Regions from separate parts of the Homo sapiens genome. Here region 1 is linked to region 2. The links are chromatin contacts, found by Hi-C in ENCODE. All regions are on one chromosome and are shown on one strand. Each heading gives the region's core, a stretch centred on a gene start or an enhancer-like site at or near the end of the contact. The rest is flanking DNA. Distances are from core to core; before and after follow the strand shown.

Region 1 (7,238 bases), core at 1,000-3,499, 46 kb before region 2:
CTGGGCACATTGATGTTCCAAACAGAACTAGAGCTCTATTGGCCAAAAAAAAAAAAAAAAAAAAAAAAAAAGGCAGGGGTGGATATCATTATTGAATGAGTAACTCAATAATCATATTGAGTGAATCATTGTAAACTGTCCCTTGTCTGCCACAAGGACAGTTTGCATTGATTTTTATCTGGATTTGAAAAGTGTTTATTGAATTATGCATTTAGTCGTTCTTTCAGAAAACATCTTCCATAGGATGGTTTTGAGATACCATGTTGTGTAAGACAGTGCACTTGCTCTTAAGAAAATTAAATCTGTACTGGAGTTTTCCAAGAACAAACCACTTGTTAGGAGAGAGGCGTTTAGAAGAGGAATACCCAACTCACGCTTCAGGAAGTGGCAGGTGGAGAAACTGAGACAGCTTCCAAGAGGAGATGGTGGTAGAACAAAGATGGTAGAAGAAAGGATGGCTAGGAGTTGGTCTTAAGGATGAGGAGGCTGAAATAAGGCAAAAGCCAAAGGTCCAAGGTATGAGAGTGTGCTATGCAAACCAGTCAGGGTGTCTCCAGGAAAACAGGCACCTCTTTAAGGATGTACAGCACAGGGAATGGAAAGCAGGGGATTGGCTATATGGTAGAGAGAGCTGCTGAGAGTTAACACGAGTGATGAGGCAATGCAGAGATTAGCATCAAGAAGCAGGAAGCCACTACCGACTCTGCTAAAGGAAAAAAGAAGGAACCAGAAGCTGAACCACAGTGGACCTGTTTTGGCAAGAGCTGGAACTACAGAGAAGACAGTCACTGCTGCAGAAATCACCCAAGGAAACAAGGAGAGAAATACCCTGGCTTCTCCCTCCTTTCTACCCTCCATTTTTTGCCAGTGTGTCTTCCTGGCCTAACCCAACCAGCTGGAAGTCTGAGACACAAGAGCCTGTGAACTGCAGCCTGCAAGGATCAGCCATCGTGAACTAAAACACAGCAGGCAAAGAGGGAGGATGGATTCAGGGCAAACAGATCCAGGACCAGTACTGCACCTTTAGGGAACTGTGAGTATAACTAGTGTGCCATAATGACAGCCAACATGTATAATAAGCCTTTACTAAATGCCAGAAATTATGCCAGATGTTTAGCATTTTCTATGCATTAACCTCTTTACTTAGTTTAGGTAAGGCACATAAAGAGGAGTGGGAGGAGATGACACTGGGATGTGGAATTAGAGCCAGGCTCACATAACAGAGGGCTCATGTGCCACGCCAACGGGTTTGCACTTTGTCCCGAAGGCACTTGGGAATCAACGAAGGGTTGGAAGAATTATACAGTCCGAGTAGCATTTCCAAAATATCATTTTGTGATCGTGTCTGAAGTTGTGAGGATTGCTAATTCATCAAATAAATAACGGAGGTCTGATGAAGAAGAACTGGGAGTGGGACCAGCTTCCCTTCCTGTTTCCCTCCTCAGAACAAACAGCCTCACTGCTGAACACTTGTGTCATCTGTTGACATAACTCGGATCTTCGTTTACTTTAGCTCAGCAAAACTGGAGTGGCAGACCTTTTTAAAACAAAATATTTATGACTAATCTATACAATAGTTACCATAGTTAATGTATTAATATATTACTCACCTCATTAATACACTTCTGGAGAAATCTACATCCTAGCAATGTTTTACAGAGTTTTTGTTCTATCTTCTAGTTTCTAAAAGTATATTATGGACCTTTTAGTTTTCAACTTTTAAGATAAATCAGTGTTGTTTGTCACTGGGTTGTGGAGGTGGCAGTTGGAGCCAGAACCTCAGATTAACTTGAAGTGTTGATACAATGTTATCACAGAGACAAGACTTATGGCCTTCAAAGGGACATTTAGAATTCCTCTCTTCCAATAACCTCTTTCACAGATGAGAAAAGTGAGCCCACACAGATAAAGCGATTAGCCCAAGGATGTGAAAGTAGTGAGTGGAGGTAGGACTACAACCCAGACTCCCAAACCAGTACTCCTTCCACTCTTGACATTATTGCTAAGGTGTTCAGAGCTAATAAGAAGCTGTCATTTAAAACAATATTACTCAGGTGGTAAAAATTCATCTCACATGGAATTACGCAGAAAAGGGAGTTTATTGGCTCTGGAAATAGTTTTAGGGGATACCAATTTCAGGCATGAGTCAGTCTAGGGAGTCACTATTGTCATCAGGACTAAGCCATGTGCTGTTTCTTGGAAGACTTTCTAGGCTGCTTTCATTCAGTCATGCTCAGCCAGGATGGAGCAAGGTTGTAACCAAATGTCCCAGGCTCTCAACTCATCAGCTTGGTATCTTCAGTGGAAAGGATGTATTTCTTTTCCAAGAATGTGAAAGTCTAGGTATTGAGTTTTATTGGTTTAGTTTGGGCCGTGTGTCCGTTTTTGAACCAATCACTGGAGCCATAGTGAATGGATGGCTCTGATTGGCTAGGTCTGGCTCCTATGTCTGTGCTAGCTTCAGGGGATGGGCTCCACTCTCTGTTTTGGAATTATATATTTGGAAAGTGAGGATGGTAAGATTTCCTGAAGGAATATCAAAGTTCCATCAAAGCAAAAAGGTTAAATGGGTGCTGGGCAGGCACAAACAACTGAAATATACTCCAGACACTGAGACTTATGTCTAGTACAGTGGATTTCTAACATTGGCGAGGTTTTCCTATTGGCTATTATCTTGCTATAGGAAATAATCCCATTTGGGTAAAATGGACTTCTCTTGTGCAAAGTGCATGCTCCACTATGAAATTGAGAGAAGCCAATCGTTCCACGACTTTTAGCCTGTGAAAAGATGATGATCCTGAGTTGAGGTAATATACCTCCACCACCCGCTATGGATCCATGACTGTTGCATCCCAAACAATTCTCTGAGAAACACTCTGTTAACAAAGAAGTTCTTGCCTCAGCTCTGCTTTATAGCCACTCTAGTTAAATAAACTGCATTAAGCATCCAAGATGCCCAGGGAAGCTCAGAGAAAGGAGCTTGAAGTCAGGAGAGTTTGTCTGTTCAGAGCTCTCCCAAAGGAAACAGGGATCCAAATGAATCTGAGCATTGAAATGAAGAAGAATAAGCATGCATGTCAGCATCAGTGTATATTTGGCGGCTTCACTGGACTTGTCATAATCTGTGACAAATTAGCAAAAGCAAGTCAATCTTAGTAAGCAAAAACATATAGGATGTTGTTCCATTGTAATTTAAGCTTTACTGCTTCTATTTTCTGCCTCTGCTCTTTTAGTTCAAAAGTGTATCAAGAATAGTCATGGAAGTTTGACAAAGCATTGTTCATAGGCTTGTTTAAAAGCTACCATCTCTTCGTGGAGAGCAGAGATAAGTGGAGAACTTTGTAAGCATGTTTACAAGGTCAGAAACCATTTTTTTAATCTGAAAAAATAATTTGAATGCATATGGCAAAAGCACAATTCAAAAGTTAAAGGGAAAATGACAAAAATTGAAGAACTATATAACGTATTAAAATCTGATAAAGAATACCTTTTATCTCTTCGATATACTGATTTCTTCCTTTTGGTGTGTATTGCTGTGGGATTGCTGGATCATACAGTAGTTCTGTTTTTAGTTTTTGAGTAACCTCCATACTGTTCTCCCTAAATGCTTGAGGCAATGGATAGCCCAATTACCCTGATTTGATCATTATACACTGTATGCTTGTATCAAAAGATCACATGCACCCTATAAATATGTATAACTATGATGTACCCATAATAATTAAAAATAAAAATTTATTTTAAAAAGAATATATTTTATACATAAAAGGTTCTTACAAAGAAATAGATGAATACCACAACAGAAAAATGGGATAAAAGCATGAATAGCAAATTAATAAAAGAAAAAGAAATGGACAATACATATATGAAAAATTATTTGACCTCACTAGTAATTAAAGAAACAAAATTAAAACAACGAGACACAACTTTTGCTATACTGAATTAGCAAAAGACAGACAATACCCAGTGTTAGTCATGAGTATAAGAGAAGGGAGTATAGACTGATAAAACTTAGAGTGGGGGTTAAATGTTGAGAAAGTTGTAATTTGGCAACAATCATTCTAAGAAGCCACATAACATACATATCTTTGACTCAACCCCTCTAAAAATTTATCCTAGAGAAATAAGTTAGGAAATATTTAGCTACGGGGAGTTTTTGATAAGAAAATACTGGAAATAAGGCTTGGCATGGTGGCTCATGCCTGTAATTCTAGCACTTTGGGAGGCTGAGGCAGGCGGATCAATTGAGGTCAGGAGTTTAAGACCAGTGTGGCCAACATGGGGAAACCTCGTCTCTACTAAAAATACAAAAAATTAACCGAGTGTGATGGCACATGCCTGTAGTCCCAACTACTCGGGAAGCTGAGGCAGGGGAATCACTTGAATCTGGGAGGCGGAGGTTGCAGTAAGCCAAGATCGCACCACTGCACTCCAGCCTGGGTGACAGAATGAGACTCTGTCTCAAGAAAAAAAAAAAGAAAGAAAGAAAAGAAAATACTGGAAATAACCAAGCTGTCCAATTGAGAATTAGTTAAATATATTATGACACTTTCATTGCATGCATCATTAAGTGAGAAAATTTAAAATATAAATAAGAGGTTAGTGTAATCTCCCATTTGGTTTTATATATAAAGGCTTTGAGGAATATTCAAGAAATGTTAACAGTGATTTTCTTTTTTGCCCATTTGTAGTTTCTAGTTTATCACAAATGAACTTAAATGGGAAATATAACGATAAAAAAGAAAGAAAAGGAATGTTAAACTGCCTAGGTTAATGGAGGCTTTTCTCTAGCATCTCTCTCTCCCTCTTCTGGGAAAAGGAATAGTACTTCTGCTCCTTTCTGGGATGCTTCTACAAATCCCTCAGGAAGACAGAACTGAAACATCCATTTGCTCTGCACAGAGAGGATTCTGATTTAATGACGGGGATCTGTGCTTGGCTCCTCCTGAGTTTGAGAGAGTCTCTGAGCAGTGATAAGCAAGCTTGCTCAAAAAGGAGGCTTTTCATCTTTATGCCTAGACAAATAATTCTGAGGCTGAACTAAGGCTGGCTCACTATATCAATGTTAAGGAAAAAAGGCTTTTCACATGCAGTAGGCAAGATTTCTGTTTATTTTAGATAGAAAATGTTTCTTGAATTCCCCACTGTCTTTGCACACAGATATTTATCAGCTTTTATGAAAAAAGAGGAAAAATAAAAGAGAAGACAAAAAGAGTTCAATAAGCCCAGTTTGTCTACAGACCCTATCTTGTGTATGTTTTAAGACTGCCACTTCCAATCTCCTTCTGAATTTTAAAACTTCTTTATAAGATTCCCTTTTGGTATCTCTATGCTTTTCGGGGAAAGACACTTGGTGCTGATTCAAGTCCTTTCATGTCTGACTGACAAAGCTGCATTTTATTTCGATTCAGTCATATTGAACTTATTTTGAAAATTACATATTATGTCCTGCCCCCTGATCAATGGGTGCTCTCTTTCCCCATCCTCTTAAGCTCACTCTTAGACTTCCAAGGAATTTAAGAGATGTGAATCAGAGCTCTGGGATGGAATAATAGAAAACCAATATTTCTAAGGTCCAGGAGTAAATGGAATTGACATATTTTCAAATGCTTCTAGCTTCCTGAAACCCTCACTCCAACCTCAGTTCATCTCATTCAATTTCATTTTATTTCATCTTGTTTTGTTTCATTTTTCCACCTAGACCCCTCGTTTTTCTAATGGAGTCTGATGTGAATGGAATTGCAGTGTTATACTCTCCCACCTGATGGATAATTTCCTGCCTTGCACATTGCAAGACAATCTGGTGAACACTCCTTCCTCCTTCTGAGCCAAAACATTTCATAATTCTTCAGTCCTTCACAGGAGGCTCCAGCTCAGAAGCTGCAGTGACTCAGAAAAGGATGAACGCTTCCTTTGGTCTTATCATCTTTTTGTTCTTTTAGTTTCTAAGTACATGTCTTGACCTTTATCTGGGACTGTTAAATCTTGTTAAATTCTGCTTCAGAAGTCAGGGGACTTTGTCTTCACAGCCCTCCACCTCATTGGTGACTTTCTGTGACTCCAAAAAGGTCACCGAGAGTCAATGTACTTTGCTTCTTAAATATTTGTTTATAATATGACCCCCCATATTTGTTTATAATATGACCTCAAAAAGACCCATCAGGTGGGATGAGCCTAGTTTATGGAGTGTTCAGAAATGCTTCAAGGTCATTCATCCCCCCAAACGTCCTTTCTTCTTTCTTTTTCTTTCTTTTTTCTTTCTTCTTTTTTTTTTTTTTTTGAGATGGAGTCTCACTTGCTGCCCAGGCTGGAGTGCAACGGCACGATCTCGGCTCACTGCAATCTCCGCCTCCCAGGTTCAGGCAATTCTCCTGCCTTAGCCTCCCGAGTAGCTGGAATTACAGGCACTCACCACCACACCCAGCTAATTTTTGTATTTTTTAGTAGAGACAGAGTTTCATCATGTTGGCCAAGCTGGTCTTGAACTCCTGACCTCAGGTAATCTGCCTGCCTCGGCCTCCCAAAGTGTTGGGATTATAGGTGTGAGCCACCATGCCTGGCCCCAAACATCTTTTCATAGTTGGCAGAGCTTCAGCTAGGAAAGCAGACACTTGACAAAATGGGGTGAATAATCATTCCTCTCCCAGATCTAGAAGTCAGTTTTGTGAAAGAGTTATCACCCCACTCTAAGATTCTCGCTAGCTTTCCCAAATACGTATTAAAATCTTTGCTTCTCATTATAAAGAAATAGTGTTTGTTTGTTTTTTTTTTTTTTTAACTTGGAAAGAGTTGATAACATTTTAGGAGTAGAGAAAAGAGAAATCACAATGCCATAAAGAACCTCTAGAGGGTGATTTGTGTGTTCTTTTTGTTTATTGTGGTGGTGATTTCACAGGTATATGTAATCCATAAAAACTTAGCAAAGTTGACCCTTTCAATGTGTACAGTTGATTATATGCCAGGTACACCACAATAAAGCTGTTTAAACAAAACAAAACAAAACAAAACAAAAGCCTATATCCAACATTTCGCTTTCTAGTCCAAGAGTCCCGTCTACTGCCTAGCATTGTTACTAATATATAGGTGTTTAAGTTTTAAAAGCTCCATAAGGAAATAATGTTGGCTCAGGCAAAACTTTGCAAAGTGGCCCAGGGTCTTGCTTTATCCAATTATTTGGCCTACTTTCCGACTCTAAGAACTTAAAGCCAGATTCTGTTTCTGGGAAAAGAGATTTAAGA
Region 2 (7,340 bases), core at 1,833-4,332:
TCAATTTTGTTGATCCTTTCAAAAAACCAGCTCCTGAATTCATTAATTTTTTGAAGGGTTTTTTGTGTCTCTATTTCCTTCAGTTCTGCTCTGATTTTAGTAATTTCTTGTCTTCTGCTAGCTTTTGAATGCGTTTGCTCTTGCTTTTCTAGTTCTTTTAATTGTGATGTTAGGGTGTCAATTTTGGATCTTTCCTGCTTTCTGTTGTGGGCATTTAGTGCTATAAATTTCCCTCTACACACTGCTTTGAATGTGTCCCATAGATTCTGGTATGTTGTGTTTTTGTTCTCATTGGTTTCAAAGAACATCTTTATTTCTGCCTTCATTTCGTTATGTACCCAGTAGTCATTCAGGAGCAGGTTGTTCAGTTTCCATGTAGTTGAGCGGTTTTGAGTGAGTTTCTTAATCCTGAGTTCTAGTTTGATTGCACCGTGGTCTGAGAGACAGTTTGTTATAATGTCTGATCTTTTACATTTGCCGAGGAGAGCTTTACTTCCAACTATGTGGTCAATTTTGGAACAGGTGTGGTGTGGTGCTGAGAAAAATGTATATTCTGTTGATTTGGGGTGGAGAGTTCTGTAGATGTCTATTAGATCTGCTTGGTGCAGAGCTGAGTTCAATTCCTGGGTATCCTTGTTAACTTTCTGTTTCGTTGATCTGTCTAATGTTGACAGTGGGGTGTTAAAGTCTCCCATTATTATTGTGTGGGAGTCTAAGTCTCTTTGTAGTGTACCTTTTTAATGTTTAGATACACAGATACCAATTTGTTATAATGACCACAGTATTCAGTAGAGTTACATGCTGTACAGCTTTGTAACCTAAGAGCATTAGGCTATACCTTCGAGGATGTGTGGGTTCACTCTGTGATGTTTACACAGCAACAAAATCATATAACAACACATTTCTCAGAACATATTTCCATCATGAAGTAATGCATGACTATATTAATTTTCTCTATCATGTGTATGTTATAAATCTTTTATCTTTAACTATGCTATTAAAAACTGTCTCTTTTCAAAGTAATTTTAGACAATTGCAGAATGCAAGAGATTTTTTTTGTCTATAAAATGGAGCTAATGATGCTTCCTACTGCATAATATGTTGTGAAAATTAAATGAGATTATATGTGTAAACTTCTAAGCAGAGTAAATATGTTGACTCTTTCTAAAATCATTTTTATTATATTTTCTGATCAGAGATCATTATTTTTCTCTCTCCCTAATTCTATTTAGGTCACCTGGAAGAGAAGGTGTCTGGATTTTTTTCCAATGAGTACATATTACTTTTATGTTTAACAATTTAATATGCAAGAATAATAACTTTTTGTGTTTTAAAAAATGAAACAGCTCATTATAAAGTAAGCAATGAAGAAAAGTAAAAATAATTTTTATTAGTAACCCCAAATGATTATTATTAGGTGGATATTTCACATCTTTCTAAGTAGATATATAGATTACAATGTTTTCAGTTTCAAAAATATATGTAAAATCCAAGTCGAATTGCTTTAACACATGGAAATGTATTGATTTGTGTAACCGACATCCAGAGACAGAGTGATCTTCAGGGTTGGCCTGATCCAGCTTCCAGTCGCTGTCTATGGGGCAGAAGTCTTCACTTGCAGTGGTGAAAAATGTCTGTAGCAGCTCCAGGTTTTGCGTCTTTAAACCAACAAGTCCAGAGGGAGAGAGGGAGTTTCCTATGGTGAGCTTCTCTTAAAAGCTGAGAAGCTCCTTCTTCAGAATTCTCCGCCAAGCCTTCCTTCATGTTTCACTGGCCTGAGCTGGGTCACAAGCCCATTCCAGATTCTACTGCAGGAATATGCCACACCCTGGTTGGTTTTGACCTGAGTTCCCTGGGATAAGGAATTATCCTTAGCCCAATCATTCCACCCTGGCCCTGGAGCTGGGTTCACAGTCCCCTGAAGTACTTAGGTTGCCTGGCAGAGAGATGGAAATCTGAATGAAAATCCAGTTACTATTTGGAAAGGAGAGGAGAGGAAAGAGAAATGTATGCCGCATTAGTCCATTCTCACCCTGCTATGAAGAAATACCCAAGACTGGGTAATTTATAAAGAAAAGAGGTTTAATTAACTCACAGTTCCACATGGCTAGGGAGGCCTCAAGAAACTTACAATCATGGCAGAAGGCACCTCTTCACAGGGCGGCAGGAGAGAGAATGCGTGTCAAGTGAAGGGGGAAGCCCCTGATAAAACCATCAGATATTTTGAGAACTCACTCGCTATCATGAGAACAGCATGGGGGAAATTCTCCCCATGATTCAATTATCTCCACCTGGTACCTCCCTTGACATATGGAGATTTTAAAATTCAAGGTGAGATTTGAGTGGGGACACAGAGTCAAGCCATGTCATATGCTAAAGAGAGATTGAAAGAGAAACAGACATAGACAGGCAAAAATATTTTTACATAAAGATGATCATATTATACACATTCTTCAAAAAACTAATGGATTTAATGTTACTTGAATTGAACATTAGAAAAGTAAAACTAACATAAAACTGAAAATTTGTTGCCCTTTCATTAAATATTCTTTACCACAGGAGATACTATTTGCTCAATATTCCCTCTTGGGGAAATAAGGTTAAGAAAAGATACTATGAAAAATGTTAAAATGTTGGAGTCATTATTTTTTTAGCAACATGTTTCAGTTTTAGACAATATTGAATGACTCACACATCGGAAAGATGAGTAAATCTTTAGACTTGTACTTCCTCCCATCTCCCTACCCCTCACTTCCCAATTTTGGCTCTAATATTATTTTTACAATATCTTTGCTTATAATATTCACATTCTGTTGTGGAAACATTAATCCCGTAATTGTTTAATACCATGAGTTCCATACTCAAATGAATTATGTGTTCCTAAGAAGTCTTTTTTATCCCAGACTCTATATTTCCAAATATTTTATTTCTATTCATCTCTAAATTGACTGTTCATCACTGAATAATTCCTCTCAAGAAGGACTCATGAGTGTGTGTTCCCTGAGTTCTGTCGTGGGTCAGAATATTTATCTGTGACTTTTATACTGAAACTCATTCTGGATGGGTGAAATACTCTTGAGTCACACTTTCCCTTGGAAATCCTAGGTAGTGCTTTATTATAGCTTGGCATGCAAAATTGATTGTTAGTGTCAAAGGCAACCCTAACTGGCTTCCTTTACTTTTTATGTCCTATGCCAAAATACTTTTTAAAAAAGTCCTTGAAGTTTGATAAGTTAATGAGGATATGTCTCAGTGCTGATCATTTAGTATTTGTTTTTCTTGGGTCATGGTGTGCTCTTTCAATCTGCAGATTCGTTTCTGCATTTGTCAGAGCAATTTTTTTTGTTTTATAGCTTTGAATATTTTGTCTGTCCTATTTGCAGATTGTCTACAACCAGGCTTAAGAACTAGGCTGAAATTGCTTTGTGCTTTTCACATGCAATTTCTATCTTTATCTTAAGGATTTTTTTCTGTCTGTAAGCTTATTTTGAGTTGTGCCTATTCAGCTTTTTTTTTTTTGATGATTTTTATCTATTTATCAGTTCTATAATAATGTCGTTTTGAATGAAAACACTTGGACACAGGGCGGGGAACATCACACACCCGGGCCTGTCGTGGGGTTGGGCGACGGGGGAAGGGATAACATTAGGAGAAATACCTAATGTAAATGACGAGTTGATGAGTGCAGCAAACCAACGTGGCACATGTATACCTATGTATCAAACCTGCACATTGTGCACATGTACCCTAGAACTAAAGTATCATTAAAAAAAAATAATATTGTTTTGGTCTTTAATTTGTTTCTATAGGACAGTAGAAAATCACTTTTCCAGATCATTCTCTTGTTTCATCATTTCCTCTTTGGGACCCACTATGTTGAATTCATATTGTTATTAACCTGTTCTATAACCTAAAGCATTCAAGGAAAACAATATGCCCTGCTAATTTGTTTCTTTTCAGATTAATAGCTTTTGATTCAATTTTTCAATATTTTGGTAATCCAAGTCTTCCAAAGTGAGCACAGAGAAACTACTTTTCTAAAATCTCTCCTTCCTTCCTTTGTCCTCCCCTTTTTGAAGTCTATGACGTTAGGTTGCTCCCATTTCTTTGTGTTCTTGCTGTTGCTGTTTTTTTGTGGGTTTTTTTTTTTTTGCTGATTTTTATTATTTTTATTCATATTTTAGATGTTGGAGGAGGAGAGTCTTTATTTTGCCTTTATTCTGCCATCCTTCTTCAGAAGTCTATATTGTTTATATTTATTTTCATTTGTTTAAGCCAAGAAAAAGTGACCTCCATTTTTTAAAAAAGAATCAATGAGATCATGTATGTGAGGTTCATCAAAAACTTAAAAATACTATGCAAACACTATTTTTAAAAGATTAAAATCGTAGAATTTTAAGATTGGACTAAACCTAGCGTCTTGTGTTTTAACCGCATACTCAACTCAGAAATCCACACGCAGCATTCCTGATGATGGCTTCTGCTGCTCTCTGTGATGGGGAACTCGCTCCTTGGCAGAGCATATCATTTAGTAAATGCACAGCTCTTGCAGTTAGTAATTATCTATTATAAGGCCAAATGTGCTTTCTGGAACTTTCTGGAACTTCAGCCATAATTTCTAGTTCTGCCGGACTTAGTAGGTGATACAATGGTCACATTCAAAGTTGTCACGATGTAGAGACACTGGCATCCTGAAGAGAAAAAATGAAAACTAAAAGATTCAGTGTGTTTGTATAGGAACCATACAGATCACAATAATTTGTGTGAACTGTTTTCTATTTGTATCCAAAAACATGCGGCAGAAAAAAAATGTTTTTAACAGTGAAAATGTCTGATTAACTTTGTAGCAAGTTTTTCTCTGAATTTAACTGAGTCCCACAAAATCCTTACTCAACACTCACAGATAGCTGCTCCTAGAAATGTTGTCAACCATTTAAAAAACTAAATGGAGTGTTGCTGATATCTGGCCATTATCACCTTTCTTTGCCACTCAAGCTGCTGAATAAGCACTTGTTGAGGGAGAAACACATTTCCCAGTGTTCAAACCACTTAGGAGGAAGCAGCCCAAGGACCACTTCCTAGTCTGCACACTCTGGCTTGGTGGGGCCACACAATCCATTTAGAAATAGTGTTTGCACAAATAACTGTTCCCGTAGCCAAATGTTTTAAACATACTTTAAACAAATCTTTTCAAGAATTCTAATTCTAACCTGTATCAGAAATGTGTTAAAATTCTGCAGACCTTTTTGCATTTTGTGTCAGCTCAAGTTTCCCTTGAAAATGTTTAGGAACTTCTATTAATCTTTTATTCTCCTTTTGAGAGTGAATTTTCTGGCATCAGAAGTTTCTAAGGCAATTGCATGGCACTTCAATACTGACCACTTAGGAATTAGGTAAGAGGCAGATAATGGAAGCATAAGGGGAGCATGGAGACCCATGTTAAAGGACCCCTGACTCTCTCCTAGTCCCACCTTCACCTCCATTGAAGGCCAATGTGCTTTGCACATTCTTCTCACAGCCTCCACAATAAACAGTGACGTTTCTGTGCTTGTGGAAGCCGGTAATGCCATTCGGTGGGGTTTCATTTTTAGACCAACACACACAAACTTTAAGTCATCCTCATTGAATTCTATAATTCAAAAAGCCTTTCTTTCCTTCCTTCTTTCTGTCCTTCCTTCCTTCCTTCCTTTTTATATTTTATTTTATTTTATTTATTTATTTTTTTGACAGGGCCTGGCCTGTCATCCAGGCTGGAGTGCAGTGTCGCAATCACGGCTCACTGCAGCCTCAGCCCACCAGGCTCAAGTGATTCCCCCACCTCAGCCTCCCGAATAGCTGGGATTACAGACGCACGCAACAATGTCTGGCTCTTTTTTTAATTTTGTAGAGACAGAGTCTCTCTATGTTGCCAGGGCTGGTCTCGAACTCCTGGGCTTAAGCGATCCTCCCTCCTTGGCCTCCCAAAATACTAGGATTACAGGTGTGAGCCATTGTGCCCAGCCCGAAGAACCTTTCTTAGAATCTTAATTTTTGTTTTTCCTCCTGAGGACTGGGTCAGTATTCTCTTCAGTTACCTCAGCCTTTTCCTCATCCTCCTTCCCTTTCTCACTTCTGGAAAGGGGCAGGTTTATCTGGATGGGCTTTTGTGCCCCCACCCCAACCTCGTGCATGGGTCTATTCTCCAGCCCAGGTCCTTTCCCTGAAACAAACGAAGGCTAAGATTTACCAGACCACACCGCAGACTCGGCCCTTTGCAGACATTAACTCATCTACCCTTTTCCGTGACTCCCTGAGATAGGTTCCATCATCACCCCGATTTCACATACTGGGAAAAGAAGAGTTAAGTGGCTAGCCCAAGGATACCCAACTAGGAAGCAGAAGAAACCAAATTTAAATCTAGATAGTCTGATTCTGGAGCACGTACTCTTAAGCCCCATACAATGCTGTTGTCGCAGGAGCCATTACACCATATACATATGATTGTACTGGATACCTTAACATAAAACACATTATCAGCAGGCTTTGCTGTGCTTTCCTGGAAACTCACCCAAATGGTCATCTCCAACACACATCCTGTGAGCACCTCTTAAGGTGCGTGCTACTCTAGGTGATAAAAGTGGTAGAGGAAGCTCTCTATGGGTGGCACATGGTGCTGGCATAGTCTTACATGGAGTCTCACAGGCCTAATGGAATTTCCATTTGGGGCAATGTGGTGGATTGCATTACATGAAACCCTCCTGCTATGAAACACCTGGAAAAGCAGTATAAACTAGAACCAGCTTCTCTTTAAATGTCCCAACTGAGCTCAAAAGAAAGAAAATAAAATCCCAGGGGCCAAAATGAAATGGCAACTAAAACCAGAGAATAACCTGCGAACTGAAGTTGGGGCCATCTGGGGGTATTTGATGATCTCACAAACCAAGGAGTTTGGGATTTGATGGTTAGTCTGGGACAGAAGGAAAAATTGATATCCCACATGAAGTTGCTACCCTTAGTGAAAGGGGAAAAGCAGGGAAAGGCCTCCCTCCCTTAAAAGACCAAAGAAAATGACAGAGAAGCTTGCATTCCTTGGAGTGAGCTCTGAGTGGGGGAAAATTTTTGAAACTCCAGGCCTGCATTCACCAGCTTTGGGGTTCAAAGTTGTACTCTCTCTATGGCACTGGAGACCTCTGTGTGGTAAATTAGTGTAGAAACAGTTTTTAGACATTCCTAAAATTCCTGGCAAAAGTAGCACCAGAGAGATGCCCTCAAACTTGGAGATCCAGGATTCCCACGGTTTAAATGCCATGTTAAGATGAATTCACAATCCAAGAGTTTTTAAAACCCCAAACACATGAGCC

What was found. Hi-C counts contacts between places; a loop is a spot of excess contacts on that map. Pooled maps may share reads with other maps.
Region 1: a map of PC-3 shows a loop between it and region 2 (4-fold over the local background). The contact joins two enhancer-like sites. A Hi-C loop is called at or near these places in 2 of 168 maps with a recorded cell type or tissue (PC-3 and ascending aorta) and 1 of 50 pooled maps.

Annotation. Positions count from the first base shown.
Region 1 is chr4:53,776,047-53,783,284 of GRCh38, reverse strand. No RefSeq gene overlaps it. Among named protein-coding and RNA genes, the nearest start is that of LNX1-AS2, 190 kb to the right of the region's middle. Within about 2 kb of position 2,249, at least 3 of the 41 ENCODE cell types and tissues checked have a DNase peak (open chromatin) inside an H3K27ac peak, as active enhancers do; they include PC-3, where a contact is called at or near this core.
Region 2 is chr4:53,730,538-53,737,877 of GRCh38, reverse strand. LOC100506444 (a long non-coding RNA gene) reads right to left here. Exons shown (of 3, transcript NR_125918.1): 3 at 3,520-4,691. Among named protein-coding and RNA genes, the nearest start is that of LNX1-AS2, 140 kb to the right of the region's middle. Within about 2 kb of position 3,082, at least 2 of the 41 ENCODE cell types and tissues checked have a DNase peak (open chromatin) inside an H3K27ac peak, as active enhancers do; they include PC-3, where a contact is called at or near this core.